2 separate regions of the Mus musculus genome follow, and region 1 is linked to region 2. The links are chromatin loops, found by intact Hi-C in ENCODE. Cell type or tissue: gastrocnemius. All regions are shown on one strand.

Region 1 (8,000 bases), 230 kb after region 2:
TAATCCTTGAACAGTTCCACCAACGGAGGACTAAGCAATCAACTGTATGAGCCCATCGAGGCCATTCTCATTCAAACCATCACAAAGATCTTGAGGAGCCTTCTCTGGAGCTGTCTTAAGGGTTCTATTACTGTGATAAGATATGACCAGCAACAAGTTTCAGAGGAAAGTATATTTCAGTTTATAATTCCACAGCCCTGTGGGAAATCAGAGCAGGAACTCAAACAAGGCAAGAACCTACAGGAAGGAGCTGATGCAAAGGCCATGAAGAAGTGTTGTTTACTGACTTTTTCCCTGTGGCCTGCTCAACTTGTTTTCTTATATCATCTAGGATGAGAGGTGGTACCACCTCCAGTAAGGTGAATCAAGACAATTCAGTACAGACTTGCCAGGAATCTTATAGGTCCATTATCTCTAATAAATCCCATGTGACTCTAGCTTGCATCATGTTGACAAAATTAATCACTAAGGACAGTGGTTCCATAGCGCTTTGTGGACCACATTTAAGAGCTTTATTCTTAGGGGCTTGAGAGAAGCTCAGAGGTAAAGAGTGCTGGTAGCCAGGTGTTCTGGCTCAGAATATTAATCATGGTACTCAGGAGGCAGAGGCAGCCTCTGATATGTGAGTTTGAGGCCAACCTGGTCTATATAGGGAGTTCCAAAGCAGCCAGGGCTACATAGTCTCTCTCTCTCTCTCTCTCTCTCTCTCTCTCTCTCTCTCTCTCTCTCTCTCTCTCAAAAAAAAAAAAAAGAGTCCGTCCTGCTCTTGCAGGAGCCTAGAGTTCAGTTCCCAGGGGATTTGATGACATACTTTTCTGACCTCCAGGGTGCATACACACTAATTTTAAAAAGTCTTTTAATTATTTTTATTTTATATGTATGAGTATTTTGCCTGCATGTATGCCTGTGCCACATGTCTGAGGAAGCAAGAAAAGAGGGTGTCAGGTCCCTTGGATCTGGAGTTACAGATGTTTGTTAGCCTCCTGTGTGCTGGGAATTGAACCTAAGTGCCTTCGAAGAGCAGCCAGTGCTCTTAACTCCTAAGTCTTCTCTCCAGGTCCTGAAAATAAATCTGAAGATGATGAAGAAGAAGAGGAGGAAGAGGAGGAGGAGGGAGAGAAACCAAGATCTATATTCTCTGATTTGTTGATATGTGGTATAGAGTTTTGGTTTGTTGTTATTAAGAGTTTTGCTATGTAGCAAGGCTGGCCTCAAGCTTATCACTCATTCTATACTCTGTGAACGCTGGGAATATAGGCATGTACAACCACACCAGGATTGAGTGCCTATTGGAAGGAATCACATTATTTGCTGGCATACTTACATCTGTCCTCATTTTGAAAGTATATAGATAAAACTTTAGAGACTCACGTCAGGGTGGCTCTGCCTCTGACAACTCTGACTTAACAGCACGGGGAAAGGAATGGCAAAGAGGACCTTCCAGTGATCGTCCCGTGATGTATTAATGAGACAATATTTGGCTACTGAGGAAAATTCTGAGATCCAGTCCTAAAAGCTCACCATGAGTTGGTGTCTGATCTATACACCAAAGAATTTGTGCTTTAAATCTTGACACACACACAAGCTTATTACTTGGAAGTGAGAGAGGTTCTAATGAGTTTTCCTCCCGAGGCTCAGTTGGCAGTGGCAGACTTCCCGCTGGCCAGAGGACTATATTCTTCCCTCTATGCAACTTGAAAACGTTAACTTGGAGGTATCTGTCCAGCCATTTTCTTTGCCAATCTTGTCTGCCACTGTAGAATGCTTTAAAGTTTAAAGGACCAGGGTGGGAGTTGCCATTTAAAGACAAAATAATTCAGAAACTCAGCCCCAACTTAACACGGCAATCAGTGAACACTGACTGACTTCATTTCTTCAGATTGCTGAGTTCTCCATTCAGCTAGATACTTTTTTACAAAGTGATACAAAGAAGTTGAAAGCATTAACATGACTTTATAATAGCTTTAAATTTATTGCTGGTTTATAAAAGCCTCGATTCGATCAATCAAAGGCTTGCTATCCCAGCTATTCCTGTTTTGTTTTGTTTTCGAGATAGGGTTTCTCTGTATAGTCCTGGCTTTCCTGGACCTCACTCTGTAGACCAGGCTGGCTTCAAACTCAGAAATCTGCCTGCCTCTGCCTCCCAAGTGCTGGGATTAAAGGCATGCGCCACCACTGCCCAGTTTATCCCAGCTAGTCCTAAAGGATATAAGATCCATCAGAATATTTATAGAATAGTTTTACATATTCTATACATGGTTTTATTTTATTCTTTTAAAAAGAAATCTAAAGGGGCTGGTGAGATGGCTCAGTGGGTAAGAGCACCCGACTGCTCTTCTGAAGGTCCAGAGTTCAAATCCCAGCAACCACATGGTGGCTTACAACCATCTGTAACAAGATCTGACTCCCTCTTCTGAAGTGTCTGAAGACAGCTACGGTGTACTTACATATAATAAATAAATAAATCTTTAAAAAAAAAAAAGAAATCTGAAAACAAAACAACAGATAACCACCCAAAAAAGCCCACAAAGAGCTTAATCTATAATCCAGCACTTGGGTGGTTGATTCAATAAAATGGATGCAAGTTCAAGTTTAGCCTGGGCTACATAGTTCCAGGTCATTCTGGGCTACAGAGTGAAACCCTGTTTCAAACAAAGCAAAACAAAACAGGAGAAGCATCTAAAAGAAACTGACTAAATCTGAATTTTTTTCTTTGTTTCTCAGGGTCCCTTTATGAAAACAATCATCTTTAGTAACACATATCTGAAATTTTCTATGAGGTGTGTATAGGATGTCTGGGAGTTTTCTTCAAACTTTCTTCTGGATGTATTTTGTCCGGATCAGCTGGCCAGTCAGCTGATCACAGGAACTCTCTAGAAGGACCAATCTGGCTTTGGCTTTTGCTCTCCAAGTGCTGGGTTTTACAGGAATGCCCCACTACACCATGCTTTTTAGTTTTATTGATAATGATACTTAAGGACCTTTCAGAATGGTGGAACGCGTAAAATAGGGTTTACTGTGCCTAGACTGGAGATCTGAGGAAAATTAACTAGCTTCTTATTCCGAGAGTTAGTCTTGGGAAGTCGCAGAAAAGTTTGTTTTTTTTTTTTTTTTTTCTTTTTTCCGGAGCTGAGGACCGAACCCAGGGCCTTGGGCTTGCTAGGCAAGCACTTTACCACTGAGCTAAATCCCCAACCCCAGGAAAGTTGGATCTTAATTATGTAATAAGCCTTGGGAAACGGGGAGAGGAGTTAGGCTGGAAGGAGTCTCAAAAAGGTAAAGCACCCAAGACAAAGCAACTAGATTTGGTCTCTTTGGTTTTCTTACGAAGACATCGAACTCGCTTCATTTTCTCTGGGAATGTCCAGAGAATCTGGAGAGCCCCGCCAGAATCTAGCTTCTGAAGGGCCAGGAGACTCCATGGCAGCTAAGGGGCGGAGCAGTCTGCTGTTCCCGCCCCTTTCCTCCGAAGTCTAACTGGGATTGGTCGAGAGCGTGGCTAGCTGCGGATCCGGGGCCGGACTCTGGCCGACTACTACGCCATCTTGGGCTGTGCGAGCTGACTAGAGGTTCCGGGCGGTTTCGCTGGATAAAGGGACTGGGCGAGGGTCAGGTTGGAGCCCGGAGGCGGCGGGAGCAGCGGCGGCGGGGGCAGGATGAGCGCGGAGGCGGCGGACCGGGAGGCGGCCACCTCCAGCCGGCCCTGCACCCCGCCGCAGACTTGCTGGTTCGAGTTCCTGCTGGAGGAGTCGCTGTTGGAGAAGCATCTGCGCAAAGCCTGTCCGGGTGAGCGAGCGAGCGAGCGGGCGGGCGGGCGTGGTCTGCGGCCCGCTGCCTTCTGTCCCCCGCTGCCTGAGGCCTGGCCGGCGCCGCTGGGCCCAGCTCGACGGTGCCTCAGCCGGGAACGTCGCCGCGGAGCGTCTGCGGAAAGTTTCAGACAAAGGCTTTCGGTCTGCCGCGGTCCTCACAGCGAAGGGCGCCCGCACTCGCCGTGCGGGGGTCGGGTCGCCGATGTCGCACGGCCCTGGGGGTGACTTCGTGAGGGGAGAGCGGCTCTGCGGAGCCTAGAGCCGGCCGTAGCCTTCGGTTCATTCAGCCAGGGGATTGTGTATTTCACTGTTGAACCCCGAATTAATATAAATCCCCCGAAAACAGCTGCTTCGGCTGTTGTATAGGGATACCCGTGTTGGGCAAGGAACATGGCCCTTTTCCTCTTTCGGGCATTTTGGTAAAGGTACAATGTAAGGTCTTTACCTTTAGTTTGCTCAGTTCTCATCCGAATTTGGCCTTGTAGGAGACTACTTTGTGAAAAGTTGGCATCATTGGTGGGGCAGTTTTACCAAGTGTATCTCAGTGCTTTTAGAGCTTTCCTATTGACACATTGTTAGGGGCTAGGGTGCCAAGCCTCCGTGCTTAGCTCTTTAAATAGGTTGCGGTCCTTAGCGAAGCCTTCATTATAGTGAAGAAAGTGGCATTAGCCGCTACTTTACTGGTGGGAAACAAAGCTAGAGACAGTTCAATAAAAGACCCCTGTCAAAACACTACTTCTTTCCTCCAATTGGCATTGGTCTTATCTTGAACTGGGAACCTGTAATGCTTAGTTCTTCTCTGTGAAATGCTTTGTTATGAATCAGTTTTGAATCGTCCCCAGACCCTCTTGCTTATTAATTAAGCTGGCAAACGCCGATCTGCAGCTGTCTCTGACCACACCTCCAGATGTTTCGTGCCCCCCAAGTACCATAGTCTTTAGTATACGCGAATCCTTTTGCGTTTTTATAACGAAAACTTTAAGAATTTAATTTCTTTTAAATCCTAGATCCTGCACCAGTTCAGCTTATAGTTCAGTTTTTGGAGCAGGCTTCCAAACCTTCAGTTAATGAGCAAAACCAAGTCCAGCCTCCACCTGATAACAAGAGAAATCGCGTCCTAAAGCTTCTTGCTCTTAAAGTTGCTGCACATTTGAAGTGGGATTTAGACATACTGGAGAAAAGGTATAAAGCTGTAAATGGCATTACATTTGAAGCAGTGTTTGAATGTCTTTGTTTCTGTCTGGATTCTAATGTTTTTCTGATAGTGGCTTAAAATAAATTACTTTTCTGCATGTTCATGGCAAAACATTCAAGCATGTAAAGAAGGTATTAAGAAAGTAAACCTAGACATGTGTGTAGTCCCAATAGCCTGAGGCTGAGGCAGCAGGCTTACTAGAGCCCCCAAGTTAAGAGACCAGACAGGACAGCAGGGTAACTCAAACCATCCAACTCTGTAGGAAAGCTGCAGTAGATAAACCACCCTTTAAGGTAAAGAGAAAACTGTCTTCTTGTGGTACTAGAAATTACAGCCAGGGTCTCTGTTTTTTACCACTAGTAGCTGAGTTAATTATTGCTTCAGGCGTGGTAACATGAGAAAGTCCAGACTGAGTGCTGTAAATGTTTTGGTTAGCAGTTGATTTACTCTTGGATTTGTTACTTTTTGGCCAGGGATCATTGACGCCTCCCCAAACTGTTACCATCGCTACTCAAGTCAGCATTGACTGACTTAAACGCAAATAGTTCCAAAGGGATGCTTAGAAATTTACTTATTTTAATCCTTTCTTTCAATTTAAAAAATAAAAGGAGTACCTGAAGAACGTATAAAGACAGACATAACATTTTTGTGTATTTTTTTGTCCTGGTTTGCCCAGTGTTCTGGTTTTTTAGTGTCAGACTGAGCCTAAGCCTCAGAAGTGCTAGGGACGCAGTGCCACCAAGAGTGTCAACGCTTCCTTCTATTTTTATTATTTTTGTTTTGTTTAGAAATTCTGTTTTTTATTTGAACTTTTTTTTTTTTGGTTTATTTTATAGGTATGAATGTTTGGCCTACATGTATGTACATGTATCATGTGAGTGCCTTCAGAGATCAGAAGAGGGCATCACATCCCCTGAACTGGAGTTACAGATGGATGTGTGTGGTGGTAATCCAACCCACAGCCTCTGAAAGAGTAACACATGCTCTAACCACTTGAGCATCTGTCCAGTGCCTACCCACCCCCCCCTCTCTCTTTCTTTCTCTCTCTCTTTCTTTCTCTCTCTCTTTCTCTTTCTTTCTCTCTCTCTCTCTTTCTTTCTCTCTCTCTTTCTCTTTCTCTCTCTCTCTTTCTTTCTTTCTCTCTCTCTTTCTCTTTCTCTCTCTTTCTCTTTCTTCTCCTTTCTTCCTTCCTTCCTTCCTTCCTTCCTTCCTTCCTCTCTCTCTCTCTCTCTCTCTCTCTCTCTCTCTTTCTTTCTTTCTTTCTTTCTTCTTTCTTTCTTTCCTGACATAGGATCTTTTGTAGCTCTAGTTGACCATGATCTGGCTGTGTAACTGAAGGGGACCTTGACTTCGTGATTATCTTGCCTTAACTTCCCAAGTTGCTGACATTATGCATACCTAACTTGTTATATTTGTAAATCACGTTATTGTATCCTGTATAAGGTTTTGATTTGTATCTTTACCTAACATAATATTAGCTAGTTGGATATGGTGGTGTGTACACATAATCCCAGCACTTGGGAAGCTGAGGGAGGAAGAACCAGTGGTTCAAGGTCAGCCTGAGCTTTATAGCAAAACCAGCCTCAATTTCCCACCTCACCACAAACCACCACAGTGGCATTAGCTATCCTTCATTAGCAATAATTTAGTTTGTTTCCAGTTTTTTTTTTTCTTTTATAATTTGCTTTTTTTTAAAATTATTTATTTATTTATTTTATGAAAGTACACTGTAGCTGTCTTCAGACACTCCAGAAGAGGGCACCAGATCTTGTTATAGATGGTTGTGAGCCACCATGTGGTTGCTGGGATTTGAACTCAGGACCTTCGGAAGAGCAGTCAGTGCTCTTAACCACTGAACCATCTCTCCAGCCCATAATTTGCTTTTTTTTAAAGGCAGGGTTTCTGTTCATGAAACTTGTTCTGTAGACCAAACTGGCCTCAAACTCAGAGATCTGTTTCTTCGTCCCAATGTGCTGAGATTAAAGGTGTAAGCCACCACCACCCAGCCTTATTTATTTATTTATTTATTTATTTATTATTAGATATTTTCTTTATATACATTTCAAATGCTATCCCGAAAGTTCCCTATACCCTCCCTCCGCCCTGCTCCCCTACCCACCAACTCCCACTTCTTGGCCCTGGCATTCCCCTGTATTGGGGCATATAAAGTTTACAATACCAAGGGGCCTCTCTTCCCAGTGATGGCTGACTAGGCCATCTTCTGCTACATATGCAGCTAGAGACACAAGCTCTGGGGGTACTGGTTAGTTCCTATTGTTCCACCTATAGGGTTGCAGACCCCTTCAGCTCCTTGGGTGCTTTCTCTAGCTTCTCCATTGGGGGCCCTGTGATCCATCTAATAGATGACTGTGAACATCCACTTCTGTATTTGCCATGCACTGGCATAGCCTCATAGGAGACAGCTATAACAGGGTCCCTTCAGCAAAATCTTTCTGGCATATGCAATAGTGTCTGGGTTTGGTGGCTGATGGGATGGAGCCCCAGGTGGGGTAGTCTGTGGATAGTTCATCCTTTGGTCTTAGCTCCAAACTTTGTCTCTGTAACTCCTTTCATGGGTATTTTGTTCCCTATTCTAAGGAGGAATGAAGTATCCACCCATTGGTCTTCCCTCTTCTTGATTTTCTTGTGTTTTGCAAATTATATCTTGGGTGTTCCATGTTTCTGGGCTAATATCCACTTATCAGTGCGTACATATCATGTGAGTTCTTTTGAGTTACCTCACTAAGGATGATATCTTCCAGATACATCCATTTGCCCAAGAATTTCATAAATCCATTGTTTTTAATAGCTCAGTAGTACTCCATTGTGTAAATGTACCACATTTTTTGTATCCGTTCTTCTGTTGAGGGACATTTGCGTTCTTTCCAGCTTCTGGTTATTATAACTTTTTATTTATTTTATGTATATGGGTGTTTTTGATGGCATGAATGTCTATGCCCCACAAATGTGCCTGGTGCCCTTGGAAGGCAGAAAAG
Region 2 (8,000 bases):
GGTTCCAGAGCTGAACCCGTAAAGCTTGGCTGCCAAGTGCTTTTTATCCACTGAGTCATTTGCTCACTCCATCTTCTAAGTTTTCTAGAATGAAATTTACATGTGCAGTGCCAAGGGAAGCCAAAGGAAGCCAAAGGAAGGCACTAGATTCCTTGGAGCTAAAGTCACAAGCCATTGGAGGCTGCCTGCTGTCAGTGCTAAGAACCAAACTTAAGTCCCTCTGCAAGAGCAACAAGTGTTCTTAATCACTGAGCCATGTCCGGAGCCCTAAAGATTGCCTGACTGATTAACTGGTTGATTATTTGTAACTACATATATCTGTGTGTGTTGAGGGGAGTAGGTGCAGGTGATTCCAGGCACCCAGAACTGACCCTGGGTCCTGTGCAAGAACAGTACACACTTTTTCCCCCTAAGGTTTACTTTAGTTTTAATCATGTATGTTTGCACACATATGGCCATGGGGTAGGATCCCATGGAGCTGGAATTACAGCTGTGCACCTCCTGATACGGGTACTAGAAACAAAATCAGGTCCTCTGTAAGACTAACAGGTGTGCTTAACCACTGAATCATCTCTCCAGCCCCATTTTTAAAGGAATCGCAATACAAAGGGGTTTTTTTACCTTTAAATATTTATCTTATGTATCTGTATATTGCCCGCGTATATGTATGTACATCACATTCGTGGTACTGCACACATGCTGGTGCCTGAAGAGGTCAGAAGGGGGCATTTCAGCCCCCGAAACTGGAGTTACACAGCTGTGTAATCCCGGAACCTCTGCAAAAATAGCAAATGCTCTAAACTGCTGAGCCTTCTCTCCAGCCATTCAAACTACCACTAGTAATTCATCTAGAGCTTCTCTCACCCCTTTTAGGGATCCTCTGCGAAAGGTTAATCAAAGGTTAACTTCCCTATAGATTACAAATGTCTTTAGAAGCAACTCAACTTTCTTGTTTCATGTTTACGAACTGCCTCTCCTCCAAGACGTGCCTTGCATGCACTTCTTCCTCCTTGGTCCCACTGCAAAACCGATGGCATCACTTTAGAGCCAGGAAAAAAAAATGTCTGGTGTTGTATTTTCTTCCTGGTTTTGTCTGGTTTGATTTTTCTTTCTTTATTCCACAGTGCCTGAATGCAAGTCAGAGGAAATCCTCTAGAGGCAGTTCTCTCCTTTGATCAGAAGCCCCAGAAACCACACTGAAGTTCTCAGGATTGGCGTCAGGGGCTTTGCTCATGCAGCCATCTCACACACCTTGTTTTTGTCTGTCTTCTATGTCGCCCAGGGAGCCATGAGCTTGTACTTCTTCTCTAGATGTCCGGAATGCAGGCATGGCTCAGAATGTCATTTTACCTTAAGGTAGCCATGTCAGTTCAAAGAAACCACCTGACCTTTTACCATTGCTTATCTATAAAATGAAAACAACTTTCAAAACTAATAGATCAGAGAAAATTCCTTCAAATAACCAAAGCACTGTCCCTAGCTCAGGAAAAGCTCCAGGGATCAATTCCATCTGCTAACTAGCTTTCACTGCACCTCACTCACCCATTCTGACTTTGCTACCCATTTTCACTGACTTTTTTATTCTATGACTGACCAATTAATCTATCTAGCTTACTAATCATATAATCCCCCTGCTCAATAACGAAAGACTTCCAACAAAGAGTCTGTACTATTCTTGAACATTTAAGGCGCTCCAAGACATGGCCTGTCAGGCATCAATTCATACAGCTGGTCTGGGCATAACCTAACAGAAGACTGACGACAGCAGCCCTCCTTTCCCACAATCAAAGAAACAGTTCCCATTTTACCAAGATCAACTTAATATGTCACTTGCGTTAATGAAATCTCCCTTGATATTCACAAAGGAATAGCCTCTCACCAAAATTCTGTACCTTTATGTTCACAAAGAGAGCTAAATAAGTATCAACTAGAGTGTCCTACATCAGACACTGAATACGGACTTTGTTTGGCTGGGAATGGTGGCACCCACCTTTAATCCTGGTTCCAGGGAGGCTGAGGTAGGTGAATCTCTGAGTTCTAAACCAGCCCTAGTTCACACTGCAAGTTAGCCCCAGTCCAAAAAAAAAAAAAAGAATTTTGTTTGGTTTTAGTGCCTTTTGTTTTGTAAACTAAGTTGGGCTTTTTGGCTTTTTTGTTTAGTTTTGCTAGACAGGGTTTCTCTGCATAGTCCTGGCTGTCCTGGAACTCACTCTATAGATTAGGCTGGCCTAGAAATCACAGAGATCCACCTGCCTCTGCCTCCCAAGTGCTGAGATTAAGGTGTGCTTTGTGATTCAGTTAATGCCATTCATCCTCTACACTCCAGTGATTAGGCATTTTGGAGATAAGACTGTAAACTTCACAGGATTCCCAGTGTACCTCTTTACACAACATATTCTAACTCGAACCAAACATTTCTATACCTCTTACAAACCCCTACTCTTCCAAGATAAAGTCAAATGGGATTTTTTTTTTCTAAACCTTCAACCACTCCCGGAGAGTATTTTTTTAACCTGCTCTGTTTTCCTAGGATCCTTAATTTTTGTCTAAGAACGAAGGATAGAAAAGCCTGAAAGAATGACAAATTGCTTGGTAGACTAGTACTAGGTATGTATGCTTCTTCCAAAAAAAATTGTTTTAAGACAGACTCTTACTATGTAACCCTGACTGTCCTGGAACTTGCTATGAGAGTTCACTGGCCTCAAACTCACAAAGATCTGCCTACCTGGGCTTCCCAAGTACTGGGATAAAAAACATTAATGCCATGCCTGGTTCTTTCTTTAAATTTTATTGTTCTCTACTTCCATAAAGATGTTTGTTCTGGTAACAATTTTGCGTTTGGCAGCCATTTTGCGTTTTCTCAAGTCTGGCTGGAATTACATAGCCCAGCAGTCACTCATTCATTTATTCAAGAAAATGCAGCCGTACTCATTTCATTACTTCATAAGAGAACATTTTAAATCTCTTCTCATTCAGATGCTTATGTTTTCCTAGGTACGGTCTAAACCCAGGACATACAACCGAGAAAGAATAGGAGACACTCTACCCTACTTTCATGTTGTCATATTAAGAGTACAGTAGGGTTGGAGAGATGGCTCAGCGGTTAAGAGCACTGACTGCTCTTCCAGGGGTCCTGAGTTCAAGTCCCAGCAACCTCATGATGGCTCACAAGGAATCTGATGCCCTCTTCTGGTGTGTCTTAAGACAGCGACAGCGTACCCACATACATAAAATAAATAAATCTTAAAAAAAAAAAAAAAAAAGAATACAGTCTTCATAGAAACAAGACAATCCCCAAAGAATGACTCTCGAAATGATTAGGTTTCCGGTGAAACAAACAAATATGAGGCTTGTTCATTTACTCTCTCTTCCTCGCAGCCGAATTTCTCTGTGGACTTCGTTATAGTTCATTTTTGCGAATCTTCGTTAATTCGCTACATTCAGTACATTCAACTTAAGAATTCCAAGGCCTTTCAGGGACGCTAAAGTAATTCTGTACACAAAACTACGCAACACCCCACCTTCGTCCCCTGAAAACAACAGACTTGCTTTCTAATGACAGTCTTTAGTCCTTCAATACTGCATGATTCGCAAGTGTCCTCCACGCAAAGGAGATTCTCGTAGATCTGTCATGTCCTAATAGGTGAATTCCTTCCCAAACTATTGAAGTGCTATGACAAATTGAGCAATGAGACCGCCGTTAGAAGAGAGATAGAAGAGGACTTAGGATCCTGGATAGTCCGTACCCTGAGGGCATCCAGAACCCGACACTACTGTCAAAAACCAGATGCCCAAGCTCACGCCTGCATCCCACCCGAAGTACACCTGAGACCAAGGACCCTCCGCAGGACTCAACGCTGACAGGACAAACTGTCAGCAGCGCGACTGACTCGACTGAAGCCGCGGGCCCCAAATCAAAGCCGAGAAAGGCAGGGCCGCCGCCCAGGGCCACCGGGCTCGCACCGGGCTGGGGGAGGGGGTGTGGACCAGAGGACCCCCGCGCGCGCGCGACTGAGGGAGGACACCGCCCGGACGGCCCCCGACTCCGCAGCAGGGGTACCGGAACTGAGGGGCCGTGTCGAAATCGGGTCGCGAGGCCTTACCTCAGCGCTCGGATGTTTAAAAGTATCTAAAAATAGCAGCTCCATAGACGAGTCCACCGCCATGTCTGCCGCGGGCGGGGGACCGGGAGATGACTTCCGGGGCAGCTCTCCAACCTCCCAGGCCGAGGCTCCAGCTAGGGGGAAAACTGCAGTACTTCCGGTAAACAGGACGCTGTCGTCTCAAGCCTCCACCAATCCCATCGCAGCTTGCTGACTTAAGCCGTAAGCCCCGCCTCCTCCAGCGCGGCGGAGGGCGCCTTCTGCGAGCCCAAAGGGGCAGGGAAAAAAAAAAAAAAAGAGGGGCGGGGACTACGGTGTTTGCAGTGGTCCAAATCCCGTGGTTCTCCGGAGTAGCGGAGCCACGACGCCTGCGAGAGGCGATGAGTTCTAGAAGATAGGAAAGTGTGCCAAATCTAGACACACGGCACCGTATGCCTCCCACGAGGCATGCTCTCCAAACAAAACCATGCAATGAGGGAATCTGAAAAGACACTGTTTTCAAAGAGAAGAAAAGAGCACACACAAGGCCAGCCAGGAGTTGAATCCCAGCTTGAGCTACATGAGACCGTGTCTCAAAAAATGAGGGAAAGGGAGAAAGAGGGAGGGAGACAACTTGTCTCAGCAAACGAAAGGAAAATTTTCTCGTTTATGAAAATGTTAAATATGATGAATAATCCCACGAGCTGATTATGAGGATTAATTCTTATAAGGTTCAAAAAGGTATATAAATGAAACGTCACGAATATAAGAGAGAGCACAAAGTCTATTTCTGGCTGACAAGCAGTCTGCCAATTCCAGCATTTAAAGGACAAAGGAAGAGTTTGAGCTTCAGACCAGCCTAGACTACTACTCCGTGAGACCCTGCCTCAAAATAAAAAGTGTGTTTGTTTTAATTTTATGAATAGTTTCTCTGTCAAGTGCTGGACACTTGAAACTATACATAGTCCTAGGGAGTGTTAAGAAGGAATTTTTCTCTATTCTGGTCCTCTCAGGAACCACCCATCAAGACACAAAGTTGTAGCAAAACAAAAGCAGATCAGCAAAAGTAGGAACAGGCCATCAGGGAGAGAGTGGGGTGGATCAGCTCAGTGCCTAGGCTATCTCCCTCTCAGGGTTTATATAACTGTCTCTTTGTCGTGCTCTGCTGAGGAGGCTTAAAATGTCTCCATTCTCCTGTATGTTTGCCAGAATTGCTTTCAACTAGACACTGTCTATTCATTTGTTAGATTTGTTCAAGGTCTTGTATTTGATCTCATGACCTTCCCTTAGGACATTTTCTTCTTTTTAAAATTGAGGTTTCGGGGGCTGGTGAGATGGCTCAGTGGGTAAGAGCACCCGACTGTTCTTCCAAAGGTCCAGAGTTCAAATACCAGCAACCACATGGTGGCTCACAACCATCCATAACGAGATCTGACGCCCTCTTCTGGAGTGTCTGAAGACAGCTACGGTGTACTTACATATAATCAATAAATAAATCTTTAAAAAAATAAAAAAAATAAAAAAAAAATAAAATTGAGGTTTCACACTGAAGGCTGAGGCCAGGATTTTACAATAGACTGGCAGGCTATCTAAACAAGGAACAGGACTCAAGCTGTCTGTGGGATTCCCCTTTTACCGACGTTTTTCATGTCTATCTTCTGCTTAACAAGACTATGTGGGGAGGGAACAGCAAGTAAACGTGCATATTCTTCTCCCTCAGCTAGGAAAAACAAAAAACAAAACCAAAGAAATACCTTTAAGTCTAAAAGTCCACTCATACTCTTGTTTTTCTCCAGTTCTGGAAATCAAACCTAGGATCTTGAGGTTAGGCAAGTACTCTAAAAGGATCTATATCCCTAACCCACAATTTTTTTAAGCCAGTTAAGTAGCCCAAGCTGATGTGAAAATTGTACATCTCCTATTTCCACCTCCCAACGTTGGGATTCCAGGGATGTGCCCTTTTTAAGAGCAGTTTTACAATAAATTTCACAGACAGTATAGAGAGATCCCATATTTTTCTTTCCCCACCCCAAGTCCCCTTCTATTAATAACTTGAAGTAAGATTGTACATATATTACAATTGATCAGCCAATATTGATATATTATAATTACTGAGTATTGTACAGTTTTGACAAATACATCATTATCGATCCAAGGATACAATCTCTCATGAAATAATTTGTAAGCTTTTCAATTCTCTCTTCTTCCTAAGAGATAGGAGTGTGTGTGTGTGCGTGCACTTGTGTGTGGAAATTTTTGTGTGAATATAAGTTTTCATCTCATTAAGCTCAATATTTAGAGTAATCATGGGACCATATGATAAAAGGACCATCTATATAAGAAACTACCAAACTGTCTTCTAAATATTTATCTCATTTTGCACTTACCCAGCATTAAGAGTCAGTGTTTTAGATTTGTCTATTCTAATATGTACATAGTATTAGCCCACTGTCTAATCTTGCAATTGTCTAATGACATATTTATTACTTTGGAAGGGTATTTATGTCTTTGCCACCCATACATATTTGGCAAGGACTTACTTTTTTAAAATTTGTATTACACTTATTTGATTGACATAGAAGAACAGGTACTCTTATTCACAGAAAATGTTCCAAGATTCCAAGTGGATACAATCCTACATATGTGATATTTTTTCCATATATATGGAAATGTAATGTCTTTTCCGTCATAACTATGCCCTCCCACCACTTCCCTTTTTCCCTCTTGCTCCAGTCCTGTTCACTCGCTTTGGCCCTGTTCACTCCAGCCCATAGGTCTTTTTTAAATTTGTTTCTCATTACAGATGGTTGTGAGCCACCATGTGGTTGCTGGTATTTGAACTCATGACCTCTAGAAGAGCAGCCAGTGCTCTTAACCGCTGAGCCATCTCATCAGCCCAACAATGTTCTTTTAATACACTGCAACTCTTGCCATTGAAATAGCCATGCAAAACTACCACAAAATTTTTTCTTTTGATGGCTAGAAGATGTGATCTTAACCATGTCTTAGCTACTGTTCTATTGCTGTGAAGAACCACAAGCAAGGTCTCTTATAAGAAGAAGTCATTTGGGGGTGGCTTGCTTACAGTTTCAGAAGGTTAGTCCATAATCATTGTGGCAGGAGGCAGAGCATGGTGTTAGAGCAGTAGCTGAGAGCTTTATATCCTGATCCACAGGCAGCAGGTAGAAAGTGAAACCCTAGCCTGGGAGGGGCTTTTGAAACCTCAGAGCTCAACCTCAGTGACACACCTCATCCAACAAGGCCACATCCCTGAATCCTTCCCAAACAGTTCCACTAACTGAGGCCCAAGTATTCAACTATAGGAACCTATGGGGCAGGGGGAAGACATTCTCATTCAAACCACTATCGCACAGATTTTAGCAACCTCAGCAAAGTTTTTCTTTCCTAACAGCATTTTCCTTTTCAATTAAAGGAAGCAACTTATGACTTAACTTTAAAATGTTCAGACTGTTGAGCATTACTACTGGCCACAATTAATCTTCTTGATCAACTTGACTAGATTTAGAATCACTATGGAAATATACCTCTGGTGTGTCAATTGTGGTATTTCTAGGTTTAACAGGGAGAGGAGACCCATCCTGAATGTGGGAGTCCCAGACTAAATAAAGAGAAGTCAAGCTGAGCACAGGAATTCATCTCTCTGCCTTCTGGTTACAGACATAATGTGGTTGCTGCCACACCTTTTCTTTCTTGTGGCCTATACTCCCTTAAACTATGAGCCAAACTAAGTCTTCACTTGAGTTAGATCAGTAAGGAAGGGAACTTGCTGCCAATCCTGCTGACACAATTCAGTCCCTGGGGTGCCTGGAAGAAGGAGAAAATCAACTCTAAAGTTCTCCTGCCTCCAAACACATGCCACATAAGCTGTGGTATTCATGTACACACACGCACACACGC

What was found. Hi-C counts contacts between places; a loop is a spot of excess contacts. Peaks named below come from ENCODE experiments on the same cell type or tissue, not always from the same donor. Only the 100,000 strongest peaks of a DNase experiment are listed, where the experiment ranks them.
Region 1: it touches region 2 in a loop (2.3-fold over the local background); 2 of 42 quality-filtered maps call a loop at or near these places.

Annotation. Positions count from the first base shown.
Region 1 is chr4:11,249,767-11,257,766 of GRCm38, reverse strand. Ints8 (integrator complex subunit 8) reads left to right here and starts at 3,508. Exons shown (of 27, transcript NM_001159595.1): 1 at 3,508-3,786; 2 at 4,817-4,991. The coding sequence starts at 3,657. In gastrocnemius, a CTCF peak has its summit at 3,719; DNase peaks (open chromatin) are centred at 3,513 and 4,360; H3K4me3 peaks cover 3,091 bases; H3K27ac peaks cover 2,667 bases.
Region 2 is chr4:11,482,209-11,490,208 of GRCm38, reverse strand. Virma (vir like m6A methyltransferase associated) reads right to left here and starts at 4,251. Exons shown (of 24, transcript NM_001347055.1): 1 at 4,104-4,251. The coding sequence starts at 4,166. In gastrocnemius, no CTCF peak of the experiment used is centred here; a DNase peak (open chromatin) is centred at 4,302; H3K4me3 peaks cover 2,022 bases; H3K27ac peaks cover 1,586 bases.